Regions from separate parts of the Homo sapiens genome. Here region 2 is linked to region 1. Evidence: read pairs that join two places in POLR2A ChIA-PET (ENCODE). Cell type or tissue: MCF 10A. All regions are shown on one strand. Links, peaks and the distances in the headings refer to the core of each region. The heading gives the core; the rest is flanking DNA.

Region 1 (3,718 bases), core at 814-3,313:
TAGACCTATGCACACTCCCATCATTGTCTGCAGCCTCAGAACAATGGGTTTTCTCTACCCAGAAGTACTGTCCTTTTTACAACTGTTGTGCTAAATAAAATACAAATATATATTTTAAACACTTTATAATAGTTCTTGTAGATGTTTTTGTCAAAATATGTGTTTTTAATCAGTTGTCATGTAAAGGTTCTTCATCCACAGGGTAAAGGTCATTGACATGGCAGACCGACTATTGTAAATCATTCATTCTTTCAGCAATTGCCTACAGCGTCCTAGGCACCATTCTGTGCTCTAAAATCAAGAGTGAATGTAAATGCTCTTCCACAAGATTTGGTATATTTTCTAATTAAAGATCCATATGGACTAAAACTCTTTTACTGGATATAAGGGCTGAAAGTTACATATCCTTATAATTATACCCAGCTGGTTGAGAATAATACGTACTTATTCACCTAATTAAAAGCCACAGGCTTGGCATGGTGGCTCACGCCTGTAATCAGCACTTTGGGAGGCCAAGGTGGGTGGATCACGTGAGGTCAGGAGTTCGAGACCAGCCTGGCTGACGTAGAAATAACACATCTCTACTAAAAATACAAAAATTAGCCGGGTGTGGTGGTGCATGCCTGTAGACGCAACTACTCAGGAGGCTGAGGCAGGAGAATTGCTTGAACCCAGGAGGCAGAGGTTGCAATGAGCCGAGATCCTGCCACTGTACTCCAGCCTAGGCGACAGAGTGAGCCTGTCTCAAAAAAAAAAAAAAAAAAGCCACAAAATAGAAAATGTATCAGTATTTCTTTCCACTTAGTTGCAATGTTTGTAACTATACTCTAGTTGTATTTTGTTTTAGTTGTATGTTTATGTGACAAACTATATAAAAACACAGTAGTGATTTATGTAATTCTGATTTTGATTTAAATTTGAAATTAAGTGGTCTCTCCCCTTTCTCCTCTTCTCCCTGTATGCCTCACTCAACCCCTACCCAATCAGACAGGATTAGCTTCCATGGAGCAGGCTATGCAGCTATTTTCTTACACAGCGTGGCACAGTAGTACCGACAATTTAGGAAATAACTGAAGCAAAGAAATGAATGTTAATTAAGACACATACTGTCACCTTCTAAGTCTGCAGACTTAATGGATCCTCATATTGTATGTTTCCAATGTCGTTTAGTTTATTTGGACATCAGGTGACCTCACAAAACAAAACAAACATTTCTTGCTATTGTTTCTACTAAAAGAAATGCTTAAAAGAGACTGCCTGATAACATTTGGGATATCCTTTTTTTCCACTGCAGATCTCGGCTGTTGTGCTTGAGCTTATTTGGGGCATGGATATCTATGTGCCTATAGGAAGCGGAGAAGTGAGCCTGAGCAGTGCCACGATTTATGGGGAGGCAGTAATGAGCTTCTCCTGAATGCTAATTACTGGAGAATTGTTCAGGGAGACGGCAAGAACTGTTGGTTTGTGGTAAATTAGTCACCAGCTCTATTGAGGTGGACTGAAAGTTTAGATCGGAGCTATAAAGGCACCAAAATCCTGATGATTGACGGCCAGACTTGGTGACAGTACCAATATGGAAATACCCCAATTGTGCTAAACAGTGGTAGATAACTTTGTATAAATCTAATGAAATGAGTACAATCTATATAAAAGTTAAAACTTCCAACCACATTAGGATTAAAAGGGCGGTGAGACTGGATTGTTAAATGAATTATGAGAGCTGTTTTGGTTCTTAGATCCGAAAAGCTGCCCAAGCTGCCAATGGTATGAAAGAATAGTCTGCTCTGGAAAGAGCTCTTCCTGGAGTCTGCTGGCCTTCATTTGCCTGGGGATCAAGCTTTCTGGCTGTCCACACACATAAACCTCAACCTTTATCTAACACGGCACCGGGTAGCTCTTCTGAGAAGCAATATTCTCACTCCGAGCAAAACAAGCCTGCACTGGGAGGCTTTTCTTGAATCACAGGCAGCTCTCTTTCAATTCCCAGTTACCTTCCTCCTTCATTTCCATTTCCAGCAACCAGAAGAGGGGAGTTAATGATTCATTTGCTCCCAATGACCTTTTGAATAAGTGGACTGCAGTGTTTCAGCCACTCTTAGCTCCCCCACTTCTCCCTCCTTTACTTCCCTAGTTTGGCTTTAATATTTACAGCCTCCTTGTCGGTCTACACGCCTGAATGCCCGAAGGAAGCAAAACATTTATTGCCTTTCCCTCCCTGGTGTGCAGGAGCTATTTCATCCAATCTCATTCCTTCCCTTTACATCACATGGGGAGGCTTGCCTCCTGGCTGGGGACGCCCCGAGTTCTTCCTGAGTCTCTACTGTTTCATCTGTTGATTTCACCAAAACAAAAAGATGGATTCTGACTCCGACTCACCTTTTAACTACTCGTGGCCTTCCTTTCCCAAAATGAAGATTCGAAGAAGGACGTCCAAACAAGGTAGATTGCAGTATCTTTTCTTTCCTTCACGGGCAAAACCAGACATCCTATTCTTTCTTTTCCGTGTTTCTTTGCCAGACTGTTTTTCCAATGTAGCGCGTGTTTATACGTGCCTTTATAAAACACTCACTGTACAGATACATATAGGTTTCTGAGGCAAACCTACTAATTCTTCTTATGTTCCTTTCACTTTGAATCTACCTACCTTGGTGTTATTATGTATGTGCAATTCTCTTTAAAAAAAAAAAAAAAAAGAAGGGAGTTTAGTATAAGGTAAATGTTTTGGATTCACTTCTTCAGAATTACCTTGGAGTTACCTTGGCAATAAACAGTCCTGTTGATTTAAACATGTTCAGTCTTAGTGGGATTTGCAGAGAATACGCATGTGTTTCATACCCAGCTTCTGCATCTTTTGTTTTAGTTTTCAAGTGTATAGTAATTTAAAAAAATTTTTGTAATTAAGAAAATTTTTCTATTTTATACTATTTTATTGATTTTATAGATGTTATAAGGAAAGGAGTTGAAAAAAATACTTTCAACACAAAAGCCTGTGTATCTTCAGAGAATACAGTCACATTGTAAATAGTTTACTAAAAATAATGATCAAGTAAGTAAAATCCTTTACTGCTGAAGGAAGAAGAGCCATTTATCTGAGCGTGATTGATAATGGAATGGGTTTACATTACTTATTCTCTCTTACTTGCAATCCATTCTTGTTGTAGTGTGGGCCATGGAAACAAGGAGCAAGCTGGTGTTAGGGTGTAGAGGAAGTGCCCTGAGAAGCTGTTATCCCATCCTCGGCTGGGCTTAGCTGGCAGTGATTGTTGCCTTCTGAGGTTTAAAAAAATAAGATAGTGTGTAATCCTTCCCCGTTCTTGTCTTGTGCAGGGACGCGTGTGCTTATGTTTTCAATTCAAGGAGAAAAGGAACATTTTCATAAGCTTACAAGCAGAAAAGGTGTTTCTAAGCGGGTTGCCTCTGCAGTGCTGTCCTTCGGGAGCATACCTGTTCTAGGGAGCAGGATGGCTTACCCTGTCACCCTGTGCTTCTCCCAGAGGAGGATGGACGCTAGCAGTTGTCAGCAAACCAGCTTAGCTTCAAGCATCTTCTTTCTTCCTTCTGAAATACAATAGAAGTGTTTATTTGGCTTGTTTGCTCTTTAGCTTAGATCAAGGCCAACCCCAGGAATAAGATGCATTTACCGTCTAGGGCTAGTAGAAAGACTCAGCCTGAACACATTTTTCATGTTGCTCAGCTGCCATCCTTTAAATTCTATCAT
Region 2 (3,718 bases), core at 520-3,019, 220 kb before region 1:
GGAGATTATATATATATATATAGTCAGATTATATATTATATATTTTATATATATATATTATATATATATATATTAGCCGGGAAGTTCCATGATTTGCCACCTGCAAGGTGGAGAACCAGGAAAGGTGGTGGTATAATTCAGTTCAAGTCTGAAGGCCCGAGAACCAGCAGCTTTGGCATCCAAGGATAGAAGAAGATAGATGTCCTGGCTGAAGAAGAGAGAGTGAATTTGTCCTTCCTCCACATTGTTCTATCCAGGTCCTAACAGACTGGATGTTACACTCCCACATTGGTGAGAGATCTTTACTCAGGGATCTTTACTCAGTTCCCTGATTTAAATGCTAATCTATTCCAGAAATATCCTCACAGACACACCCAGTAAATGCTTTACTGGCTATCTGGGCATCCGTTAGCCCAGTCGAGTTGACACATGATACTAACCATGACAAGGCTCTTACCAGTTTCTTAAACGGCTGTAATAATCAAAGTTCAGTTGTCCTAGAAATAGAAATCTTCTAGGAAGCTAAAGTAGACGGGACTTAATACAGGAAGTAGGTCCTTATGAAATCACTGGAAGGGCTAGAAGAATAGGGATAGGAGGGAGGGAGTGCTCCAGATGGAGCCACTGTTCAAGAGCATGGCTCCAGAGAGCAAAAAGCTACTGCTCCTGCCATCATGAAGCCAGAGGATATACCCTGGCAAGCTGGGTCACTTCATCACAATTGCATCTCATTCCCCATCTCCTTTCCTTGCTTGCTGACAGTAACAAGCAGGAAGCTGGCCTTCCGCTCATTCCTGACTTTCATATCATGTTAGTATATCTAATTGGAGGAGCCCAATTTTGCATCCAGGGCATTATCTGGAAAGGAATGTGGGAACTATGGCTTTTAGCTTTCCAGCTCTACAGTTTTGAAGACATCCTAGAAGGAGGATAGAGCAGAGGAGGATGGAGCAGAAGGTAAGAGAGCCAATCCACACAATATTCTCCCCCAAATATTCTACACATCTTTAACCATGTGCATGCACAACCTCACTTCTAAACAAATGAGATCACACTATACCTCTGTTCTGCATTTCAGGTTTTCCACGTATTGTGTATTAGTGGTTGATCCATCTCAGTACAGACAGCTCTACATCATTCTTTTTTATGCTGGCCTCCTATATTACTATACAGCTGTGCCATAATCAGTTTAACCAGTCCCCTATTCATGGGAATTTAGGTAGTTTTCAGTCTTTTGCAGTCACAAGCAATTCTGCATTGAGCAAGCTTTTGCCTAAGTTTGTGTGTGTTTTGAGGAGTATGCTAGAATAAATCAACATGGATTATTCTGACCCCAGAGAACAAGACTTTGTTTTCCCACCCCAAAGTCTTTGTGTGGTAATGCCTCATCCCTGCTGCTCATCTTCATCTACAAGGGATGCTGTCCACCCTGGAGACCTCCTTCTCATGCATACACGGTACTTAACACTCCACAGAGTACCTGATAACTGCACGAGAAGCTGTGATTAGTCCAGTTCTGCACATAATGACACTGAGGTGACGTAGAAAGTTTAGGTGACTTGTCCAAAGTCACACAGTTGGTTAGTGGCAGATTTGGGATTTGAACTCAAGCATCTGCTTCAAGAGTACATATTCTCAACCACTACAGGAATAGCATCTTATTTTCTAGAAACATAGAGCAAGTCCTTAGTCACCTTTGTGTCTTTGACTTTATCCACAATAAACAGCTGGTAGTAAATATGTGTTGAATGAGTAAATGAATTCTTATCGGATCTAGTTGGCAATTTATATGAAAACAGCAGTTTTGTTACTATGCACAACATGAAATTATTATTATATCATTTTGCCTGAGACACAACTCAAAGCAAAGATGTTTCTGGAAGCTGCCCTTCTTGTCCATTGAGAATTTTAATCAGGTAAAATTGAAATCATGCATTAGACAACCTACCTCAGTTCACCATTAGTCCACCAGGTGGCAGTATTATCTTGAAAAACCACAAGAAGCCTGCTTTCTCCCCAGCTCTTCCCCTGAATTGGTGTTTTAGAGTCATCAGAGTTGGCACAGAATAAACCCAAGATATTTGGTTATTACTGTGTTGACAAAGTAGCTTTGAAAGTTCAATTATAGTTATTAATAGATACCAGAAATGTGGAAATAAAATCTAACCAAGGTTCTATTTCTTTTTTAAATTGGTATATACTCTTTGTACATATTTATGGGTGGCGTGTGGTATTTTGTTGCACCCATAGAATGTTTAATGATCAGGTCAGGGAATTTTTTTTTTTTTTGAGAAAGGGTCCAGGTCCACACTGTCGTCCAGGCTGGGGTGCGGTGGTGTGATCATAGCTCACTGCAGCCCTGAACTCCCGGGCTCAAGTGATCCTTCCACCTCAGCCTCCCAAGTAGCTAGGACTACAGGTATGCATCACCATGCCCAGTTAATTATGTATTTATTTATTTTAGAGACCAGGTCTCGCTATGTTGCCTAGGCTGGTCTTGAAATCCTGGCTGCAAGCCATCCTCCCCAGGAGGCCTCTCAAAGTACTGGGATTATAGGTATGAATCACTGTGCCCAGCAAGTCAGGGTCTTCTGGTATCCATCACTTCAAGGATTTATCATTTCTATGTGTCGGGAACATTTCAAGTCTTCTCTTCTAGCTGTTTTGAAATATACATTGTTGTTAACTATAGTCACCCCACTCTGCTATTGAACATTATAACTTATTCCTTCTATCTAATTGTATGTTTTTACCCATTAACCAACCTTTCTTCATCTCCCTATCCTCTCCCCTGACACACCCTTCTCAGCATCTGTTATATATCATTCTACTCTATCTCATGTGATACTTGTCTTTCTGTGCCTGGCTTATTTCACTTAACATAATGACTTCCAGTTCCGTGCATGTTGCTGCAAATGATGAGTTCATTCTTTTTAATGGCCTAATAGTACTCCATTGTGTATATATAGCACATTTTCTCTATCCAGTCATCTGTTGATAATCACTTAGCTTGATTCCATATCTTTGCTATTGTGAATGGTACTGCAATAAACACGGAGTGCAGGTGTCTGTTTAATATACAAATTCCTCTTCCTTTGGATAAATGCCCAGCAATGGGATTGCTGGATTGTAGGTTAGTTCTATTTTTAGTTTCTTGAGACATCTTCATACTGTTTTTCGTAGTAGCTGTACTAATTTACATTCCCACAATAGTGTATATGAGTTACCTTTTCTCCTCTGTTATTTCTTATCTTTTCAGTAATAGCCCATTCTGACTGGTAAAAGATGATAAGTCAATATGGTTTTGATTTGTATTTCCCTAATGATTAGTGATGTTGAGCATTTTTTAACGTATCTGCCCATTTGTATGTCTTCTGTTTATTCATGTCCTCTGTCCACTTTTTCCTGGGATGATGATGATGATGATGATGATGATTGTTATTTTACTGTTGAGTTGTTTGAGTTCCTTGCATATTTTGGATATTAGTCCCTTGTTGGATGAATAGTTTGCAAATATTTTCTCCCATTCAATGGATCATCTCTTCCCTTTGTTGATTGTTTCCTTTGCTTTTTAGTTTAATATAGTCCCATTTGTCAATTTTTGTTTTTGTTTCCTGTGCTTTTGAGGTCTTAGCCATAAAATCTTTGCCTAGGCCAGTGTCCTGAAATGTTTCCCCTATGTTTTCTACTAGTAGTTTTATAGTGTCAGGTCTTATGT

What was found. Peaks named below come from ENCODE experiments on the same cell type or tissue, not always from the same donor. Only the 100,000 strongest peaks of a DNase experiment are listed, where the experiment ranks them.
Region 2: POLR2A ChIA-PET joins it to region 1 with 14 read pairs; 3 of 35 experiments call an interaction of 5 or more read pairs at or near these places.

What each region holds. Positions count from the first base shown.
Region 1 is chr5:73,811,235-73,814,952 of GRCh38, forward strand. All of the region lies in intron 9 of ARHGEF28 (Rho guanine nucleotide exchange factor 28), which reads left to right. Among named protein-coding and RNA genes, the nearest start is that of ARHGEF28, 190 kb to the left of the region's middle. In MCF 10A, for the core only: no CTCF peak of the experiment used is centred there; a DNase peak (open chromatin) is centred at 2,287.
Region 2 is chr5:73,589,323-73,593,040 of GRCh38, forward strand. No RefSeq gene overlaps it. Among named protein-coding and RNA genes, the nearest start is that of UTP15, 25 kb to the left of the region's middle. In MCF 10A, for the core only: a CTCF peak has its summit at 1,950 (motif pointing right); DNase peaks (open chromatin) are centred at 1,999 and 2,519.